Linked DNA regions of Homo sapiens: region 1 is linked to region 2. The links are chromatin loops, found by intact Hi-C in ENCODE. Cell type or tissue: gastrocnemius medialis. All regions are shown on one strand. Each heading gives the region's core, and the rest is flanking DNA. Links, peaks and the distances in the headings are about the cores only. Region 1 overlaps PPARD (peroxisome proliferator activated receptor delta). Region 2 overlaps LOC285847 (a long non-coding RNA gene).

The links. Hi-C counts contacts between places; a loop is a spot of excess contacts. Peaks named below come from ENCODE experiments on the same cell type or tissue, not always from the same donor. Only the 100,000 strongest peaks of a DNase experiment are listed, where the experiment ranks them.
Region 1: a loop joins it to region 2, with 3.0 times the contacts of the local background. A loop is called at or near these places in 2 of 110 quality-filtered maps.

Annotation. Positions count from the first base shown.
Region 1 is chr6:35,357,536-35,366,844 of GRCh38, reverse strand. All of the region lies in intron 2 of PPARD (peroxisome proliferator activated receptor delta), which reads right to left. Among named protein-coding and RNA genes, the nearest start is that of PPARD, 20 kb to the right of the region's middle. RefSeq lists an enhancer at 5,421-6,317. In gastrocnemius medialis, for the core only: no CTCF peak of the experiment used is centred there; DNase peaks (open chromatin) are centred at 3,354, 3,874, 5,914 and 6,234; H3K27ac peaks cover 7,117 bases.
Region 2 is chr6:35,724,580-35,735,944 of GRCh38, reverse strand. It overlaps LOC285847 (a long non-coding RNA gene), which reads left to right. Exons shown (of 10, transcript NR_027117.2): 2 at 67-182; 3 at 581-865; 4 at 1,918-2,102; 5 at 3,518-3,752; 6 at 4,376-4,453; 7 at 6,439-6,623; 8 at 7,325-7,437; 9 at 7,685-7,740; 10 at 8,812-9,183. It also overlaps a transcript of FKBP5 not described here and a transcript of ARMC12 not described here. Among named protein-coding and RNA genes, the nearest start is that of ARMC12, 6.8 kb to the left of the region's middle. RefSeq lists enhancers at 3,819-4,113, 7,232-7,281, 7,559-7,853 and silencers at 3,634-4,163, 4,544-4,673, 7,792-8,021, 9,927-10,103. In gastrocnemius medialis, for the core only: no CTCF peak of the experiment used is centred there; DNase peaks (open chromatin) are centred at 3,904, 4,424, 7,694, 9,704 and 8 weaker places; H3K4me3 peaks cover 5,262 bases; H3K27ac peaks cover 8,000 bases.

The DNA of each region.
Region 1 (9,309 bases), core at 1,310-9,309, 370 kb after region 2:
GATGCAGCGGCTCACGCCCATAATCCCAGCACTTTGGGAGGCCAAAGTGGGTGGATTACTTGAGGCCAGGAGTTCAAGACCAGCCTGGCCAACACCGTGAAACCCCATTTCTACTAAAAATAGAAAAATTAGCCAGGCATGGTGGTACACGCCTGTAGTCACAGCCACTAAGGAGGCTGAGGCACTAGAATTGCTTGAACCCGGGAGGCAGAGGTTGCAGTGAGCCGAGATCATGCCACTGCACTCCAGCCTGGGTGACAGAGTGAGATTGTCTTAAAAAAAAAAAAAAGTATTTAGTACTACAGGCCAGGAATTTCTCACCTGTACTACTATAGCCATCTCCTAATCTAGGCCTCTGCCTGTGTATCTCTCTCCATTTTGACCCCTCTAGCATAAATGCTATCAGATTAATTGTCCTGTATAGCAACTATCACATTATTCTCCTGCTCAAAGACCTTCCATGGCTCACACTGTTCTCAGATCAATCTCTGACAACCTCTCAGCTAAGTATGTAAGATTGTCCACAATCATGGCTCCATCTGTTGCCTTGGCCAATCCTATCCTTACTGCAACTTGCTATTAGAGTCAGCCTTCTAAAATGGCTGGCAACAATCCTCACCTTCTGGTATTCACATATTTGTGTAAATCTCTCCTAACCCATAGAAACTGCGAGATAGTGTTTTAAGCTACTAAGTTTTGGGGTAATTTGTTATGCAGGAATAGATAACTAATACTCTTCATTTCCCCTGTCACACCTGAGCTGTTGTTCTTTTCTTCAGTCATATTTGCCCTTCCTACAACATCTCAGCCTGCTGAAATTCTGCCAGGCCTGCAAGGCCCACTCAGATACCAGCGCTCACTCACCCTGAGCCTTTCTTAACTATCCTCTGGAAGCCTTCCCTAGTTCCCCAGTGTCTATCTCCATTACTGCACCTATCACACAGAAGCATTGTCAATCTGTTTATCTGTGTGTAAAATGACAAGGTTATTCATTGCCAAAAAAGACTAGAAGTCACCTGCACATTCATCAATGAATAAGAGAATGGCACATCCAGGCCGTGCATGGTGACTCACGCCTGTAATCCTAGCACTTTGGGAGGCCGAGATGAGCAAATCATTTGAGATCAGGAGTTCAGGACCAGCCTGGCCAACAAAGTGAAACCCTGTCTCTACTAAAAATACAAAAATCAGCTGGGCATGATGGCACATGCCTGTAATCCCAGCTACTCAGGAGGCTGAGGCGGGAGAATCGCTTGACCCAGGAGGCAGAGGTTGCAGTAAGCCGAGATCATGCCACTGCACTCCAGCCTGGGTGACAGAGCAAAAATCTGTCTAAAAAAAAAAAAGAAGAGACTGGCACATCCATACAATGGATGAGCCAACTGTTAAAAAAAAAAGAATGAGGGGCTGGGCGTGGTGGCTCACACCTGTAATCCCAGGACTTTGGGAGGCCGAGGCGGGCGGATCATGAGGTCAGGAGATCGAGACCTTCCTGGCTAACACGGTGAAACCCTGTCTCTACTAAAAATACACACACACACAAAAATTAGCTGGGTGTGGTGGCAAGCACCTGTATTCCCAGCTACTCGGGAGGCTGAGGCAGGAGAATGGTGTGAACCAGGAGGTGGAGCTTGCAGTGAGCTGAGATCGCGCCACTGCACTCCAGCCTGGGTGACAGAGCGAGACTCCATCTCAAAAAAAAAAAAAAAAAAAAGAATAAGGAAGCTCTACATGTCTGGTATGCAAAGATGGCCAAGATATAATAAGTGAAGCAAGGTGCAGACCAGTGAGTATAGCAGACAGGTATCAGGTATCTGCCTAACGAGTAACACTTGGGGCCGGGCGCGGTGGCTCACGCCTGTAATCCCACCACTTTGGGAGGCCGAGGCGGGTGGATCACAAGGTCAGGAGATCGAGACCATCCTGGCTAACACAGTGAAACCCCGTCTCTACTAAAAATACAAAAAATTAGCTGGGCATGGTGGCATGCGCCTGTAGTCCCAGCTACTCGGGAGGCTGAGGCAGAAGAATCACTTGAACCCAGGAGGTGGAGGTTGCAGTGAGGCGAAATCGCGCCACTGCACTCCAGACAGAGTGAGACCCCGTCTCAAAAAAAAAAACAAACAAAAAACAAAGAGTAACACTTGGGAGGCCAAGGCGGGGAGATTGCCTGAGGTCAGGAGTTTGAGACCAGTCTGGCCAACACGGTGAAACCTCGTCTCTACTAAAAATACAAAAAAAAAATTAGCCAGGCGTGGTGGCATGCACCTGTAATCCCAGCTACTCAGGTGGCTGAGGCAGGGAAATTGCTTGAACCAGGGAGGTTCAGGTTGCAGTGAGCCAAGATCGTGCCACTGCACTCCAGCCTGGGCAACAGAGCAAGATGCCGTCTCAAAAAAAAAAAAAAAAAAAAGTTAAACATGGAATACTATATGACCCAGCAATTTCACTAAGTATATTCCCAAGAGAACCTAAAGCATATGTCCACACAAAAGCTTGTACATGAATGTTCACAGCAGTCAAAAAATGGAAACAACCCAAATGTCCACCAATTTACCAATAAATAAAATGGAATATATACACACAATGGAATACTCAGCCACAAAAAGGAATACAGTACTATTATATGCTACAACATGGATGAACCTCGAAAACATGCTAAGTGAAATTGTTCAGACACAAAAGGCTACATATTATATAATTCCATTCATATGAAATGTCCAGGATAGGGAAAGCCATAGAGAAGGGAAGTAGATTAGCAGCCAAGGGATGGAGTAACTGCTGACAGGTAAAGGGTTTTTTAGGTGATAGAAGTGTCCTGGAATTAGTGGTTAATAGAACACAGTTAATATAATATATAAACAACACAGCTAAAATAATATATAAAACCGTTAATATAATATATAAATATATTAATTTAATATAATATATAAAACACAGTTAATATACAAAAACCATCAAAGTACACACTTTAAAGTGGTGAATTTGGTTATGTGAACTATATCTTAATTTTATGCTATAAAAATATGTAGAATATAAAATAAAATAAACTGCTCACATTCTGCCTGTGGCTCAGGCATCAGTCACCCTGTCCATGCCCTCCAGCCCCAAAAGGCTGCCTGTCTCCCCCATTTTTGTGTCCCCTGGCACTTTCTAGCTGCTCACTCGCCCTTCATCTCCCCCGTGACTTCCCACTTTCTGACTCTTGGGCAAGGCCTGGCCCCCGCCTCACTGGATCCACCCTTTCCTGGTGGGTCCACACCACCTACTCAGACCTACTGGAGAGCGTCTGGAGGCTGAGGCACCAGCCCCAGAAGTCACCCCAGATGAGCCGTCCAATGGCCAGGGCTGTAGTTACAAGCGTGTGTCAGCTGAGGGATACAGTTTCACATGGGAACTTAATTATAGCTTGGGAGTGGTGAAGGGAGAGGCGGTGGCGCAGGCTTTGAGGGGACGTACAGGAAGCCAGTGGGTCTCACCAGGCCTGGGATCACAGCAGAACAGATATGATCCAGGCAGGCCCACAGGAACGCACAGCCTATGGAAATCAGCCTGCTTTTAAGCATGAATTCCTAGCCCAACCTGTGTGCAGGCCAAAGTGGCCCAGAAAAGACCTGAGAAGCCACTGACCCTCAGTGCTCAGAAAGGCCTTCTCCTTGCCTACTGCCAGAGACCCCATTTTATTCTGTAAGAAGTGACAGGAAGGCATAGCTTGTTCCCCACAAAATACCCCATCTTCAATTTTCTCCCTTGCTTTGAGATGCGTTTCTGGAACGGAATCTGAGTTACTGATGCATGGAACATCTTCCTCTATGCTCGGATCCCTGCCTACTGCCCAGGGAGATGCCAAGAAGCTGTGCAGCTGCTGCCACACAGGTGTCAGTAGAGCACAGTAGCCAGATATACCAGATGTGTCAAACTACTGGGGCTGGGCACTGCCAGGTGAGGGAAGCAGATCAGGCAGAAAAAGAGAGAATCTCTGGAAAGATCATGGAAAGAGTGGGGCCAGGGTGGAGGAGCAGGTGCCACTGAGACACATTTTCTTCTCCCCTATGTCTGGCCCCTATCTGGGCCCCTTATTCTCCAGGCGTCTTCCTGGCCAGCTTGCTTGCTGTTTCAGAGAGGTCCCTGCAGTCACCTGCTGCCTACCCCGCCCCAACCCATCACCCACGCAGCTTCTTCTCACTGACTCAAGACAGCACCAGGGACCCAGGCCCTCCTCTCAGTTGCTCTTCCCAAGACCCCCACCCCCAGCCCTGGCATTACCCTTCCTATATACTGTCTGTGCATCTTTTTTTCTAAACTCCTGAGAGATTCATCCCTAAAAGCCATAGAAAGAAACCTTCAGACTGGAGGTGGTATCCTTTTCTGGATTTGTATGGAAGGAAAAAAAAAAAAGGCAGGAGTGGTGAGTAGGCAGAGCAGATGGGGCGCTGGACAGGGACAGGGAGAGACACAGATGGGGAGAGGCAGAGTAAGACTTCATGCACCTCTCTACCCTCTGCAAGTCTGGCAATAACATCAAGGAACAACCAGACAGTTCTTCCCAAGTGCCTCCCTCCAGGCCAAATGCCTTTCCCACAAATGGGAGAGGAGGTCGGAGGACAAGCAGACACCACAAAACCACCTGAAAAATGGGAAAGGCAAGTCACAAAACTAAATGTTAAACAGCATCCCATTTCGAAAGACAGAAAAAATAACTAGGTATACACAATTTGAAAAGAACCTAGGTAAGAAAAAAAAATCATATATCAAAGCAGCCACTTATGTGTGATAATATATTACTTTTTTCTCCTCAGTGCTTATCTGTATTTTCTAATCATCTATAACGAATGAGCATTATTTATATAACTAAAACATTTTTAACTAAATTAAAAATGCCATTGGTGGCATCTGATTAATTTCAAAGCTCCCAAATACAGTTTCCTAAAGGTGTCATCCACTGTTTATTACTAGTCAGATAAACAGCTTGCAAGTGGCAGGCCCTTCCTCCATCACCTCGTGCCCAACACCCAGAACCACCTGTCCCCATGGGACACAGACCCCTACCACTCCAGAGCTCATATCCAAAAGCCAGACCCTCAGCAAGGTGTAAAACTAAACATAAGGTTTGGTGGTTACAGGCATCCTTAGGCCAGAAGATTCCTCGCTGCACTGCCCTGCCTTTTCCAGGGCCCAGGCAGGGGCTGGCAGGAGCACACTCCAGGCTGCTGTCACTGGGAAGTACCCTGTGGGGCTCCACAAACAATCACTGGACTCAGGTTAATACCTACGCAGGCCAATGTTCAGATGAAGAGGACGACAAAAATAACATTAAAGTTATTTTTCTTTTTTTATTATTATTTTATTTTTTTAAATAAATAGACACTGGGTCTCACTACGTTGCCCAGGTTGATCTCAAATGCCTGACCTCAGGTGACCCTCCCACCTTGGCCTCCCAAAGTGCTGGTATTACAGGTGTGAGCCACCATGCCCAGCTGCCTTGAAGTTCTGTTTGGTCTAACCAATAATGACTGGCATCCACCTATGGTGCTGGGTGCTGAGGGTCTAAAGACACTAATGAAACAATCATCATTCAGTGAGTGCCTCCTCTGTGCCTTTACATGTATGAGCTCATTTAATCCCCAGAGGTGGAGGGTCTACAGTTATCACCCCCATGCCACACAGAGTCTGGCTCTTAAGCACTACCCCATATTCCCTAGAAGTCCGTAACCTAACCCTGAGAAACAGGCAGTGAGCTACTCCCTTCTCTGTTCCAGGAGGAAGCTCATCCCCCTCTGAGAAGCCAAAGAAATGAGAAGTGTGGCTGTTTCTCTGTCTCGCCTGCCCTCCCAGCCTCTAGCTACCCGAGCTCTATGATCCCTGGGGCCTACAGCTGGCCTGAGGAGGAGCCAGCAGGGCAGGCAGATGGGCACAGTTCCCAGAGACCAGCCAAGGCCACCAGTGAGATGCCATCTATGCCTGCCTCTTCTGATTTCTAGCGCCATCCCTGCACCCCAGCCCCTGCATCCAAGCCAAGAAATGGGAACAGAAATAGAAAAGGCTCTCTAAAAATAAATCGGGGATGGCAAGGTGCAAGAAAAGAGAAAAATATAATGCCACTGCTGGTTTGGGTATAGTGAGTCCTGCTAGCTTAGGCAGGGCCCATGTTGAGAGGGCAAGTACCAAGAGCCCTGGCTCCCTTTCAGCCTCTGCTCACAAGCCTGTGGATGCAACACTTGCATAACTATTTGCACATACCTGGAGAGCCCATGCTGAGGTGACATCAGCAAGAACAGCAGGGCTACTGAACTGAGAAGAACAGGGCTCAAATTCCAATTCCACCACTTGTTAGCTGTTTGACTTGGGCGAGTTAACCTCTCTGATCCTACACCTTGTCTGTAAAATGAGACTACCACTACACACCTCTTGCAGGCTGGTGTAAAAGGAAGGTGATCTCATCCGTGGGGTAACGACTGGCCTAAGGGAGAACATGAATAAAGGCAATTTCCCTCCCTTATTTCTCTCCCTATGTGCACATCTGGGCCAACTTTTCTCTTTTCACTTCACCAGACTGAAGCTGTTGATTAATCACAGCAGAGATTTTTTTTTTCTCTTAAGAGTTCCTTCCACCCTACAGGCCGGGCCCACAGCTTGGCTGGCCAGTCTCTTGTGGTTCTAGGGGCTGCTCACTGTCTTGGAGCAGATCCAGGGAGCCAGTATGCACGACTATTCTCAGGGCCTCCTCTGTCCACTGACCTGGAATGAGACTCTGCAGGAGGCCCCAAGGCCTGCCAAAATTTTGCCTCTTCTCAGTGACCAACAAGAGACTGCTATTTTCTGAAGCCAACAGCAGTCTGGCCAGTCAAGCAGGTACTTTCCAAACTGGAACAACTAGATCCAGCCAGCCATCCTTCCTAGAAGGCCCTGCTATGTAGTGATCAAAGACATGGGCTTTAATCACTTGGGTTCAAATCCCAGCTCTGCCATTCATTAGCTGTGCAACTTTAGGCAATTTTCCTAACCAGTCTGAGCCTCAGTATCCTCATCTCTAAAAGGGGTACAATGGTTCCTACCTCTCAGGGTTGTTGTGTGAATCAAAGTGATATATGTAGTGATCAGCACAATGCATTCAACATGTGGGAGCCATATTCTACTCAGATCGTTACTAGGTTATCTACCGGCTCAGCCATGGAAAGGGGATTAGACACAGGTGGGGATAGAAGTCAGCTGTGGGAGTCCCACTGGGGAGACCAAGAGGGGTGAAATGGAAAGAAACAGCGGGCCAGGGGGGTTGGACTTCCTCATGGGCTGAAGAAGGCCATGGAGGGGAACCTCTCAGAAACCACCCAGAACTACGCGGTGAATGGCCAGCCTGCACTGCTAGATACACAGTGCCATGCCAACACTGCCATGGAACTGCTTTCATCATTCAGAAAGAGGAGGCTGCTTTTTCCCCCTCTTCTAATATTTTTAAGTGACTATGTTTGCCTGCTGGTAGTCCCTAAGTATGATGGGATAAATATCCCATGGAAAGGAACTGAGGAACATGGGCCTAAAACTCGTGAGGTGGTGTGAGGGGGAGGAGAGGAGAAAGAAGGGGCAAAATGCCAAGCAAAGTAAAAGCTGTTATGGCACTTCAGGGCCACCAATCTCGTCTCTAACTTCATCTCCTGGTCTCCTCCCTCCCTCTGTCCAGCCACGCTGGCCTCCTCGCTATGCGTTGAACACCTCAGCTGTGTCCCAGTGCAGGGCCTTGGAACTTGCTTTCCCTCTGCCTGCGAGATTCTTCCCACAATAGTTCACTCTCCTCTTTCCACTTAAATGTCACCTTCGTGGTGAGACCTTCCCCGGCCCTCTATGTGGAACTGCCACTACCCTCCTTTCTGCTTAGTTTTCTAGAGAGCATCTGAAGCCATCTCACATGCTGTTGACTTAACTCTGGCTCCCTCCACTTCCCCCACCTCAGTTACCACGAGAGCAGGAGATTTTTTATCTGCTTTGTTTATCCCTTCATCCCCAGTGCCTAGCACATAGGAGGTACACAATAAACATTTATTGAATAAATGGAAGAGGAGAGGGGAAGATGGAATTAGAATCAGATTTTAATAATCCTACATCCTCACTGGTCTGAAAGAACTCTTTGTTCATGATATCACTGAAGGTGCTGGGAGAGTTCCAAAGCAAGGATCGGGTACCATATGAGGCTTTCTCTCTTGCTTCCAAGAACTCCCCAACAGGTTCCCCCAAAGTGCAGATTGTTTCAAATACTGGTTCAGGAAAATGCTGGGCCTATGCTCTCCTTGTGCCATGAGAGGGACGCCTTAAAATAAGAACAGGGATCAGCCAAGCCACCACTTGTACCTGGAGGCAGATGAGCCCTGTATTAGTTTCCTACTGCACTGTAACAAATTACCACATTACCACAAACTTAGCGACTTAAAACAAAACACATTTATTCTCTTACAGTTCTAGAGGTCAGAAATTCAAAATTAGTTTCACTGGGCTAAAATCAGTGTGTTGGCAGGGCCACACTTCCTCCAGAGGTTCTAAGGGAAAACAGTTTCCTTGCCTTTTCCAGCTTCCAAAGCTACGTTCGTTGCATTTTTGGCCTTCTCTTCCACCTCCAAAGCCAGCAGTGTAGCATCTTGCTGCAGTAGTCACATTGCCTCCTTCTCCTGTGTCCAATCTCTCTCTCTGGCCCCCACTCATAAGGACACTTGGGATTGCATTTAGGGGTCCACCCAGATAATCTAGGATAATCCCCTCATCTCAAGATCCTTAATTTAATTACATGTGCAAAGTCCATTATGTCATATAATATTCACAGGTTACAGGGGTTATAAAGGGGTATATTTTGGGGGCCACTATTTAGCTTACCACCAAGGAAGCAAGCTCCAAAAGTTTGGAAGAAACACAGTTCAGATCCCTGGTCCACATGAAAGAAGTGTCAGATTAGGAGCCTTGGCAGCGTCCCCAGGCCAGGGTCTTTCTTTAACTGTAACTGCTTGCTATTTAAATAGGCAGCAGGCCAGGCATGGTGGCTCATGACTGTAATACTAGCACTTTGGGAGGCCGAGGCAAGTGGATCACTAGAGGTCAGGAGTTTGAGACCAGCCTGGCCAAGATAGTGAAATCCCGTCTCTACTAAAAATACAAAAATTAGCTGGGTGAGGTGGCGCATGCCTGTAATCCCAGCTACTTGGAAGGCTGAGGTAGGAGAATTGCTTGAACCCGGGAGGCGGAGGTTGCAGTGAGCCAAGATCACACCACTGCGCTCCAGCCTGGGGCACAGAGTGAGACTGTCTTAAAAAAAAAAAAAAAAAAGTA
Region 2 (11,365 bases), core at 3,366-11,365:
AACTCCAGGATTAAAATGTGGGTAAGTCTGTGCCTTTCAGCTAAATTTGGAAGTATCACCTCTCAGCCTCCCCAGGGATATGAGGCGGCTTGTGAGGTCCTCTGGAGTCAGAAGATGCCACCACCCCAGAGGATGTGAGCCCACCTGTGGAGGTCTTGATCCCCACCACTAGGATGGGGCAGGTGAGACCAGACCCTTCCCTCTTCCCCACCAGGGTCTCCCCGCAACTTCTGTCCCCACTCTCTGTTGCAGAACAGGCAAGTGGCCAGCTCCAAACTAGGGCCACGCCCACAGCCAGTGCTGAGCATGCTGCACCAGAACAGGTGTTCACCTACCTGGCCCTGATCCCTTTTTGGGAGAACTGGGACAGAAGGCTCTGGGTCCTGGGCTGCACCCAGGATGGAAGGAGGTAGGGAAACAGCATCTCCAATGATGCTGCGGCCAGCCAGGCCTGCCCACTCAGAGCCTTGGCCCAGTACACCCTAGGCAGCAGGCAGGGAACAAGCAACACTCCTGGGTGGCCATTCTATTCCTGTCCTCAGCCCTCCTCAAGGGTCATCATTCCTGGCACTCTATTTAGCCCCAAGGTGGGTGACTACATGAACTCCCTGTGGTGAGGGGTGAGTAGAAGCCCATGGAAGCCTCCCCACTGCCATGCAACCCCATCGCATCTCCACTGAACTCCGAGCAGAAAACGGCTGCCTGATGGGAACTGTCATTTAGGTTCCCAGGCTACTTTGGTGGATCTGAGAATAAATCCCTCAAGACAAGGTCCTTGCTCTGCCCTTCTCCAGGGTGGGACCCAGAGTTACTGGCCCCTCCATCCCATGGAGCCGATTCTGCAACCCTCACTTCCTAAGCACAGGTAAGGCTCACCTGTTCTTTAAAGACCTCCAAAAAGTGTTCTTTCTTGGCTGCAACCTAACTCCCTCCTGCCACACCTAAGGCCCATTTCTTCTGGTTCTGCCTTCAAATGATTCAGAGAGATTAGAGGCAGAGTCATTCCTAGAGTGACATTTTTACTAGTCCACAGTACAACAAAAAAATTAAAGACAAAGGAATGTCTATTTGTTGGCATAAAGTCCATTGACCATCTTTTCTTGGGAATAATTGTTTTCTTTCTTTTTTTTTTTTCTTTTTTTTGAGACAGGTTCTCACTCTGTCACCCAGGTTGGAGCGCAGTGGTGCGATGTTGGCTCACTGCAATCTCTGCCTCCCAGACTCAAGCAATCCTCTCGCCTCAGCCTCCCAAGTAGCTGGGACTACAGGCATGCGCCACCACACCAGGCTAATTTTTTGTATTTTTGGTAGAGACAGGGTTTTGCCATGTTGCCCAGTCTGGTCTCGAACACCTGAGCTCATGATCCGCCTGCCTCGGCCTCCCAAAGGGCTGGAATTATAGGCACGAGCCACCGCGCCTGGCTGGAACTAACAGATTCAGATGATGTCACTCCTATTTTGAGAATTAAAATGTATTTTCTTAGGTCAGGCGTGGTAGCTCACACTTGCAGTCTCAGCACTTTGGGAGGCTGAGGCGAGTGGATTGCTTGAGCCCAGGAGTTCGAGCCTGGCCTGGGCTGAAGCAAACCCCGCCAACCCCCAACAAAAAATACAAAAATTAGCTCAGCATGGTGGTGCGTGCCTGTAGTCCCAGCTATTCTGGAGGCTGAGGCGGTAGGATTGCCTGAACCTGGGAGGCAGAGGTTGCAGTGAGCCGAGATCATGCCACTGCACTCCAGCCTGGGTGACAGAGCCAGACCCTGTCTCAAAGAAACAGAAGTATTTTCTTTAATGATGGTGATAATAGATCGTAGGTATGTTCTCCATGCCCTTAGGGAGCGTAAATTTAAAGCTGCAACTCTTTATGGGAACCTGGCTTTCACTTGTTTTCTGGCTTTGTTTTTCTGTCAAATCCAGAAATCTGGAACCACTGGTTAAAAAGAAGTCTGAGAGCCAAAATACACACAGCCAGCTGTGAGTTACTACCTGCCTTACCCAGGAAAAGGACATGAGCTGCCCAAGCACACACCTCTTTGCCATCTATGCCAGCATTTTTACCTTCAAGGCCGATGTTCTCATCGTGTTAAGTACATTTGAGTTTAGTAAGTAAGTATGGGTTCTAGGCAGGGTTCAAAACCAGTTCAGGGCTGGGCGCGGTGGCTCACGCCTGTAAACCCAGTACTTTGGGAGGCCCAGACGGGCAGATCACAAGGTCAGAGTGGCCAGCCTGGCCAACATGGGGAAACCCCGTCTCTACTAAAAAATACAAAAATTAGCTGGACGTGGTGGTGTGCATCTGTAATCCCAGCTACTCAGGAGGCTGAGGCAAAATTGCTTGAACCCGGGAGGCGGAGGTTGCAGTGAACCGAGATGGCACGACTGCACTCCAGCCTGGTGACAGAGCAAGACTCCATCTCAAAACAAACAAACCAGTTTAGTCATGGACTTAGCTTTGTGATCTCCTTGTGCCTCATTTTCCCCACCTGTAAAATAGAAACAATAAGACTTACTTCATGGGATTGTTTGTGAGGATTAAGTAAAGCACTTGGAACAGTGCCCAACACACAGAGCTCAACAAATGTTTACTATAATCCTAATTATCTCCGCAGGTTTCACCTGGACAACATGTGGGGCGTGGGCAGGCAGTGAGAACACAGATGGTAGCCCTCGAAGCATCCCAGCCTGAAAAGCACATGAGTCAGCCCTTCCTTCCACTTACCCACTACCTCTCACGCTGGTCGTCTTTTTTATTTTTTCTCTCTCTCTCTTTTTTGAGACGGAGTCTGGCTCTGTCACCCGGGCTGGAGTGCAGTGGCGCCATCTCGGCTCACTGCAACCTCCGCCTCCCAGGTTCAAGCAAGTCTTGTGCCTCAGTTTACCAAGTTGCTGGAACTACAGGCACGCACCACCACGCCCGGCTAATTTTTGTATTTTCAGTAGGCTGGATTTCACGATTTCGGCCAGGCTGGTCTCGAACTCCTACACTCAGGTGATCCGCCTGCCTCGGCCTCTCAAAGTGCTGGGATTACAGGCTTACGCCACCACACCAGGCCTCCCTGGTCTTCTTAAAGTCAATCAATCCCAACTCCTGTAATCCATGTAACTGCTTTGAGTGACTCTGGAGCCATCTTTGAAGCCCCCACAAATACCTAAATGAGGAACAGGAGCCCTGCAACACATTCCCCTAAACTGTGTTCCTAAGAACCATCCAACTACCTGTGGAATCCTAAGGCCCCTTCCTCATTCTCTTTACCAGTATCCTGGCAATGGTTGTTTAAGCCTAGTTAATGACAGAAGCTCCAGACAGATACTGTTGGGGGTCCTCTACGAAAAGACACCGCCATTCCCGAGGGTGACGCTGCAGCGGCCCAGCACTTGTGCGCATAGAAGCTAAGGGGAAATTACCCTACCCTAAACTCCAGTGAAAAGCCCTTTGCAGTCCGACAGGCTTGCATTCACATCCCAACAGTGTGGGGTTTGGACAAATTCCATAATCTGAGTCTGTTTCCTCCTCTAGAATGCGAGTCTATGAATTCCTGTCTACTGCCTGGAAGTGCCGCTGTCAGGACTGAGATAATGTGTGTACTTTCGGTGCACAGGGGACGCTCAACACGTGCGAGCTTCCCTTGCAGAAAGCCAAGAGATGAAAGGCTGGGGGCCGCCCCTGCCTTAACGTGGATCCCACACTCTCCGAGATCATCTCCCCAGCTAGCGCTTACTCCTGCCCAGGAACCAGATCCTGGGGCCTCCGGGTAGCTCAGCCTAAGGCGCGGGGAGCAGAGGGGGCCAGCGCCCCCAGAGGAGGAGGTTGCGGCGGGGGGAAGGAGGCCGCGCCTTTCCCCGTCCCGGGCCTCCCCCGGTCTTGCTCTCCCTCCCCGGACTACCTCCTCCCCCCGCGCGCATCCGGCGACGGGCACAGGATGTTCTTTCGCTCCCGTCCCCGCTCCGCCCCCGCTCTCACTTTCTCTTCGCTCCCCTCCCCCACTCCCGCCGCGCCCGGCGCCGGCACCTAGTTTAACTCTTTCTCTCCCGCGCTCGGCGGCGCCTGCGCGCCTCCTAGGCGGGGGTCCCATCCTTCCCGCCCGCCCCCTAGGACGCGGAGCGACGGGGCTGCCCGGGAAGGGGCGGGCCTGGGCTGAGCGCTGGGCCCAGGTTCTCAGGATCTCGTGGCCCGCAGCTGTTGGAGAGGGCTCACTGGGAGCCGGCACTCTCTAGAACCCCCGCTAGTTCACCCGGGTGAGGGTGGGGGTGGAGGTGGGTACCCACACTCGAGACAACTGCGCGCCCGAGAAGGGCGGCCAGGCGGGCTTAGTTAGATGCTGGCCCGGCGGGAGGCGAGTACGGTCAAAGGCCACCAACCTCATCCTCCCCCCAGGTTCGGATGCGGAGGGGCCCAGGGCACCAGGAGACGATGGAGAGAGGCCACGCCCCTCGCGACGTCACTGATGTCAAGGCAACTGGGGGCGGGACGGTGGGCTAGAGAAGGGCAGACCTCGGGGAATTGAGGCTGCTGGTGGCTCTGGGACGGGGTGGGGGTGGGGGCGCAGCGGGGGCGGGCTTTTCAATTTGCTTCACTCAATGATGTCCAAAAAACGGAGTGAGGGTCAGCTTCTGTTCGCTCGTTGATTCAACAGGCATTTATTGAGCGTTATGCTTGGGGCTGTGCTTAGGCACTGGGATATTGCGTGCTATCCGAACCCTGCCAGTTGTTGTGAACTAGGGTAGGGTGGCTCTGCGTCCCTGGAACGGACGTAATTATTAACAGTGCCCCTTTTCAAGTTTAAAGTGTCCCAGTATGGGCAGTAGTTAAGGAACACCTTCCTCCCAATTTAGGAAAGGCTCTAACCATACGGGGAAGGAATATAAACTATTGGGTACAACAGACACTTTCCTGGTGCTTTGTATTCTCTGTAATTTTTGCCCCTCATTCTGCAAAACAAGTGTCACTAGCGACTTTTACAGACGAAGAAACTGGCTCAGAGAGGTTAAGAGACTTACCCAGGGCCAAACAGCTAAGTGTTGGAACCAGGATCCAGACCCAAGTTTTATGTGCCCTCCAAAGTATTTCATGCCCACTTCTCAAAATAAGTAAATGGTATCAAATAAATAAAAGACACTGTCCCTGCCATTAAGGAGCCTACAGCCCATGGGAGAAAGGGTTTAAAATACTGCAGGACATAACTAAGCAATAAAATATAGAAAAGATTAGGCAGGGCGCGGTGGCTCACACCTGTAATCCCAGCACTTTGGGAGGCTGAGGCGGGTGGATCACCTGAGGTCAGGAGTTCAAGACCAGCCTGACCAATATGGTGAAACCCTGTCTCTACTAAAATGCAAAAATTAGCCGGGCATGGTGGCGTTCAACTGTAGTCCCAGCTACTCGGGGAGCTGAGACAGGAGAACTGCTTGAACCGGGGAGGCAGAGGTTGCAGTGAGCCGAGACTGCCCCACTGCACTCCAGCCTGGGCAACAGAGCAAGACTCCATCTCAAAAAATAAAAAAAAAAAAAGGAAAAGATTAAAGGCAGCTCACAGGCTCAGAGGGAAGCCACTAGTTACGCCACTCTCCTTTCCACCTTCTGCCCTCCTCTGTGGTTTTGTTCTCTTACTGAGCAGGCATCTGCCCTCCTAGCAGGCATCTGCCCTCATTCTACTCTGCACCCAAGGTTTTGCAGTTGGTATTTGCCACAACCTCCCTGATATTAACTTGGATGTCAGCCTCTCCCTTCCCCACCAGCCACCACCCCCCGCCCCCCACCAAAGATTTTGGGGAAATGAAAAATAGTGGCACTTCAAACAAAAGGGCCCCAGTGAGCACCAGTAAGCCAATAGGCTTGATGGGACTGGGGAGACCAAGGCAGGAGAGAGAATAGGAAGGATGGAAAGGGAACACCACCAAATGAATGGGTCACGAGGAACATTTGCTGCCCTACTGCTGTGCAGGAGGCACTGCACTAAACCCCGTGGCCTGGACATGCCATGAATGAACTCAGGTCCCATCACAGAGAGTACACAGGTTAGCTAGTGTACTCACTGTGCTTGGTTGAGGAGTCTGAAGTTGATAACATACACAATAAATGATGTTTGAGAAAGATTATTCCAGCAGGGTGTGTAGGAGGAAGGAAAAAGAAAGGACAGTGTGGCAGATGCTGTGAGAATTTGGGCCAAAGGTGGACTCTATGGGGCTGGAGGGGAAAGGGTGAAGGAGAAAAGTAATGAACAAACAATATCTTTTGAAATAAAAGCAACAAAGGGAAGAATTTGATAAGAGATCAGACATAAGGATGGTGAAGGAGAGAAAGCAGTTAAAAATTAATCTACCTTTGCAGTGAGTTTTAGGACTGGGAGGGTCATGGTGGGCAATGGGGAGGAGCTGGTATGAGGGGCATGAATATGAGTTCAGTCACTTCTAGGCCATGTAAGGGCAGGTGTCCTGTAGGTGACTGGACTTGGAGATAGGGAAGTCCAGAAGAGCAGTGGGCTGCTGTCTGAGAGTGTCCCTGTCACAGCCTCGAGCAATCACTGACCTGGGATCACGGACAGATTTCAAGCATCAGGAAGAAGGTGGGAGTAGATGGCAGTGAAGGTGCCTCTCGACTGGGAGATGCAGTGTGCATTGGCTGGGTAAGAGCCTGTGTGGGAAGCGTGATGTGTGTATGGGAAGGGGGTCCACGGCCCAGGCCTGTGTTGGCATCTTTAGCCACAGAGGGTGCCAGAGATGCCACCAGATGGCAGGAGGCCCAGGTGAGGCACTTCAGCAGCCTGAGGTCCCTCCCCTAGGCCCACTCTCAAAGGCCCTGGAGCCCAGGCCTATGCTGCCTGCCAGGGCCTTTCCCGGAACCACTCCTCCCCGCCTGTCCTGGCACTCTCCAGGCACAAAGCATCCCTCAGGGCACTGCGCAGGCACCCCAGGAAGCTGGGACGTGAGACAGGTCCCCACCCCCAGGAATAACCCTGCTCTGGGCTGCTGTCATCCTCACAATGGCCCCACAAGACGCCAGGAGACAGCATAGGGACAGCATAAGTCCCCAGTGGGGACCCCAAATGGGACCCCATTTCCCCTGCATAGAGGGGGAAGGAGGAGCTTTGTGGCTAGGTGGCAGGATCTTTATTGGGTCTTTATTGTGGTTTGGGGGTGGGGGCAGAAAAGCAGGGTCTCGGGCTTCAAAACACCACACCACCTGCCTCTCCCTCCCTCCGAGGAGGAAATCTTCAGGGGCCTAGTGGTTTTGAGGGGAGGGGGCAGGAAGAGACTCTGAACTCTGGGTCAGCTGAGGACAGAGATAGGGGAGATCCTCTTGCCCTATGTCCCTCTTTTCTCCTAGGATCCCCTTCCTCGGCTCCCTACTCCACCACTACCCCAGAACAAACTCCTACCTCTGTTTGCAACTAAGAGTTACATCCCCCATGCCAAGACCTTCCGAGGCGTCCCAGAGGGGTGAGATTTGGGGAAAACAGGACATGTACACAGCAGCTGTGTGCCTGGCCACACCTGTCGGGTGGGGTGAGGAGAGTGCTTCTCCCAGGTGGGCAGAGCCTGCTGCGCTCAGGCTGGGGGCTGGGAGACGCTTTAATAGAGGGGCGAGAAGGCAGAGGGATGCGCAAACCGGCCACGTGGAGGTCTCGCGCGGCAGGCTGGGGCGCGAGCAGAGGAGCGGGCCGTATGCTTGCCCCTCCCGTTCCAGGGAGCTGCCGAGTGCCGGGTCGTCGCTGACCGCAGGCTGCAAGAGCGGTTGATCTGGTGAGCGAGCACACCCACTTACCCAGCTGCTGAGTCAGGCTGTTCTCGCTCGCGCTCGCCCGCCCGCCCGCCCGCTCGGGACATTGTGTTCCAGCCCCGGCGCGCTGGCAGCGGGCCCAGGCGCTCACACCAGCCTCCTCGCCCTGTTTGTGCTCGCGGCTTGCGCTCGGCGCGCAGCCTCCCGGCCGCCGCAACCATGCGATTGCACGCTGGGGCAGGGGTTGGCGAGCAACCTCCGGGGCGCGCGTGGGCCCCGCAGCCCTGCCCACTCACCGGCCTTGGAGCACCCAGACCTAGCCATCCCCCATTTGCCCCTGCTTGGGTACCCCAGGCTTGGGTGGCGCCTGGATTAGCACAGCTGGGGGAGGGAGCAGGTGTGGGGAGCTCTACGAGCAGAAGGAGCCACCCAGGCTGCCGCCAGCGCTCTCCAGCGCTCAGTCCGTGCTTCTCCAGCGCTCAGTCCGGGGGGCGGGAGGAGGATAGCTGGAGCTCGCCAGCCCCAGACTTGCGAGACCTGGGACGCAGTCACGTGACAACGGAAGCCCGTGTTGAGGGGGCCAATTCAAGCAATCCCCAGGAGGAGCCTCCCCTTTCCTAGCCCCCCTTCCCTGATCCTTCACAGAAGCCTGGAACACGGAGACTCCAGGGATTCCCGGGGCTGGCAAACCAAGCCCAGCCCTTTTGGACGGTTTGGGAAATCCCTGGCACGACGCCGGGAGTAGGGAGAGCCCAGACACTGGCGAGTGGGTGTGGACGACAGGGTGAAAGAAGGGCAAGGCCAAGGAAGACGACCCCAAACTGCCCCTGGAATCTGACCCTTCCCTGTGTTTAGCTCCAAACCCCTGGTTTATTCAGAGCCACGTTTTCTCCTTACCCATCCTTCTGTGGAAAGACATCACTAAGTGCTGGTCCTAAAGATCCCACCCTCTCCAAACCAAGGAGGGAACAAAGCATTTATATCGCACGTTTACCGTGTGGAAGGCTCTGTATTGGGTCCTGCTAAAGAATGTCACCATGAGGTTAAGACACAGTCCTGAAGTCCTTTGTTCTCCCTCCTTCCCACCTCCACAGTTTGCTGTGCCATTTCTCATGCCAGGAGTGCCTGTCCTCCCTGTCTACCCATCTCTGCTGCTCCAGCTCATAAAGCTTCCTTGAAACAGTGCCAGCCAAATCTGATTCCTGTCTCCTCTGAACGCCCAGCACACTCAGTTTGTACCTTTCTCACGGCACAGCGTGTGGCCTGTCTCATATTCTAGCGATCTGTTTACTAATCCTGTTCTTCTAACCAGATTAGAAAGTCCTTGAGGCAGAAACAAAGTCTGCTTCTTCTTTGAGCCCTCTCCTCCACTGCCCCCGCCTCCCACCACCATTCCAACTCATCCCCCACAGGCCAGGCTTGGCACCGGAGTTCATGTTCAATAAATATTGGGTGTATTGAAATGATATCCTCCCCTTGGGCAATTGAAGAGACAAACACGCTGGATGTTAGGTTAAATAATAACCCAAGCCAGCAGGTGGTGAGTACCAAATGTGTGTAATAGCTATAGGGACTCAGAAGAAAGAAGGTGGTTCTAGGGAGAAAGATATGGGAGAAAGATCCCAGGAGGTTCTAGGCCTTGAGCTGTGTGTGTGTGTGTGTGTGTGTGTGTGTGTGTGTGTGTGTGTGTGGAGGAGGAGGAGATGGGAGGGGTGGACGTGACTCATTCTGCTTGACATCACCACAAAACAACCTCCACGCTAGGCACTTCACATGCATTATCTCTAATATTTAAGGTTGGGGGGATAGGATTGGGAGGCTTGGAGGGCACAGTGCCCAAGCCAGGCCTGCCTTCCCAAAGCCAACCAGAGCATAGAGGCAGCCTTGGATCTGGGCTCCCCACCCTCAGTCCCTGGGCACTGCCTGTTCTCTGGCCTGCCACTCCTACGTACTACACCCAAGAGAGCTGCCCAGCACTGCCTAGTTCTGGATGCACTCTGGTCCCACCCTGGTGAACAACTGCCTGTGTGACCTTGGACAAGGCACTTCCTCACCGTCATCTGTACCTCTCTTGCAGCCCTTACAGGCTGTGACTTCCAGTCAGTATCCAAGTGATGCTTGCCGCCTTTCCGGGTGTCACCTGGGCTGCTGGGGCTGTCTGCACCCTACATTCCCCCAAACACCCCCATGCATACACACTCATTGCTCCCTCCCAGTCTGGAGCTGCTGAGAGGAACAGGGTACAGAGTGTGAGCAGGGATGGTAGGTTTCCTGTGGTTGCAAAAGGAACATCAGGACTTTCCCTGCGGTGCCCCGAGCTGTGGGAGAAGTGGGGGAGGAGGAGGCAGGGCCAACCTCGAAGGAACCTCTGCTCTCTTCCCTCCCCATTTTAGTGCTCACAGCTCTCAAAAAGGCTGGTACAGTTTGTTACGCTGGGACCGGAATGTACCGTGTGTTTCATATGGCCTCTGTCCAGTCCTACACTGGCCGCTTTATATTTATACTTCCTTCTTTAGCTGTGGCATCCTGCTGTCAGTTACCCCTGCTCTCATCTCCCCATCTTCCACTTGGGCTCCCCAACTCCCCATGGATCAAGAAATGAGTCTCCTGCTTCCCACTCCCCGTCTTTAGGTTCTAAACTCTTGCTGGGGGTGGGAAGGTGGGGTGCAGAGAGACCCTGGAGAAGTTAGACTCCAGAAGGGTGAAGCCCCCAGTCCTTTCTCTCTCCCATCACCCAGCCTTGAAACTGCCTCTAAAGCTGTGGAGTCTCCACACCAGGTCTGGAGTTTCTCTGGACCCTTGAGGCTGATCCCTCTCCCCTTGCCAGCCTTGTTTCCCAAGCCTTTTAGCAATATTCCTGAGCCCAGCTAGACAAGTGACAGCACTATGTAAGTTGCCTCCAAGAGCTCGGCAGACCTGGTAATCACAGATCCTTCCTTGTCAGTCACAGAGAACAGAGGCAGAGGTGGGGGCCTCGCGGCAGGGAGGGGGATCTACCCATCCTCTCACCCCCAGGAGTCACACATTCCTAATGGAATTTGACACTTGATGATTTCTCAATGATTTTCTGAGTTGTGACCAGTTTAATCTCCTCAAAGTGGCTTAGATATTGAGAGATCAATACGTTTATGATCTGGCCTTTCTCCCCCAGGAGCATGGGATATTATTATTCACATTGATGGCTAATCTTGATTGCTTATATGGAGAACTATCTCTGCACACCAACCCCCAACAGCGTTTGGAACCCAAAGACTGTGGCACAGGAGACTCACTACTAGACCCAAGGTTGAGGTTCAGGTCTTTATTTACAGGATCCCATTTACTCCTCACAACAATTCTGGGGTGTGGGTGCTATTGTTAGCCGTCTTTGACAGTTAAGGAAACTGAGGCTCAGAAAAATAACAGAGCTCAGCTGAGATTCACACTCAGGTCTGTCTGACATCAAAGCCAGCACCTTTTTTTTTTTTTTTCTGAGACAAGGTCTCACCCTGTTGCCCAAGCTGGAGTACAGTGGGGAGATCATGGCTCACTGCTGCCTCAACCTCTGGGGCTCAAGCAGTCCTCCCACCTCAGCCTCCTGAGTAAACGTCCCAAGTAGCTGGGATTACAGGTGTGAACCATCACACCTGGCCAAAGCCAGCACTTCAA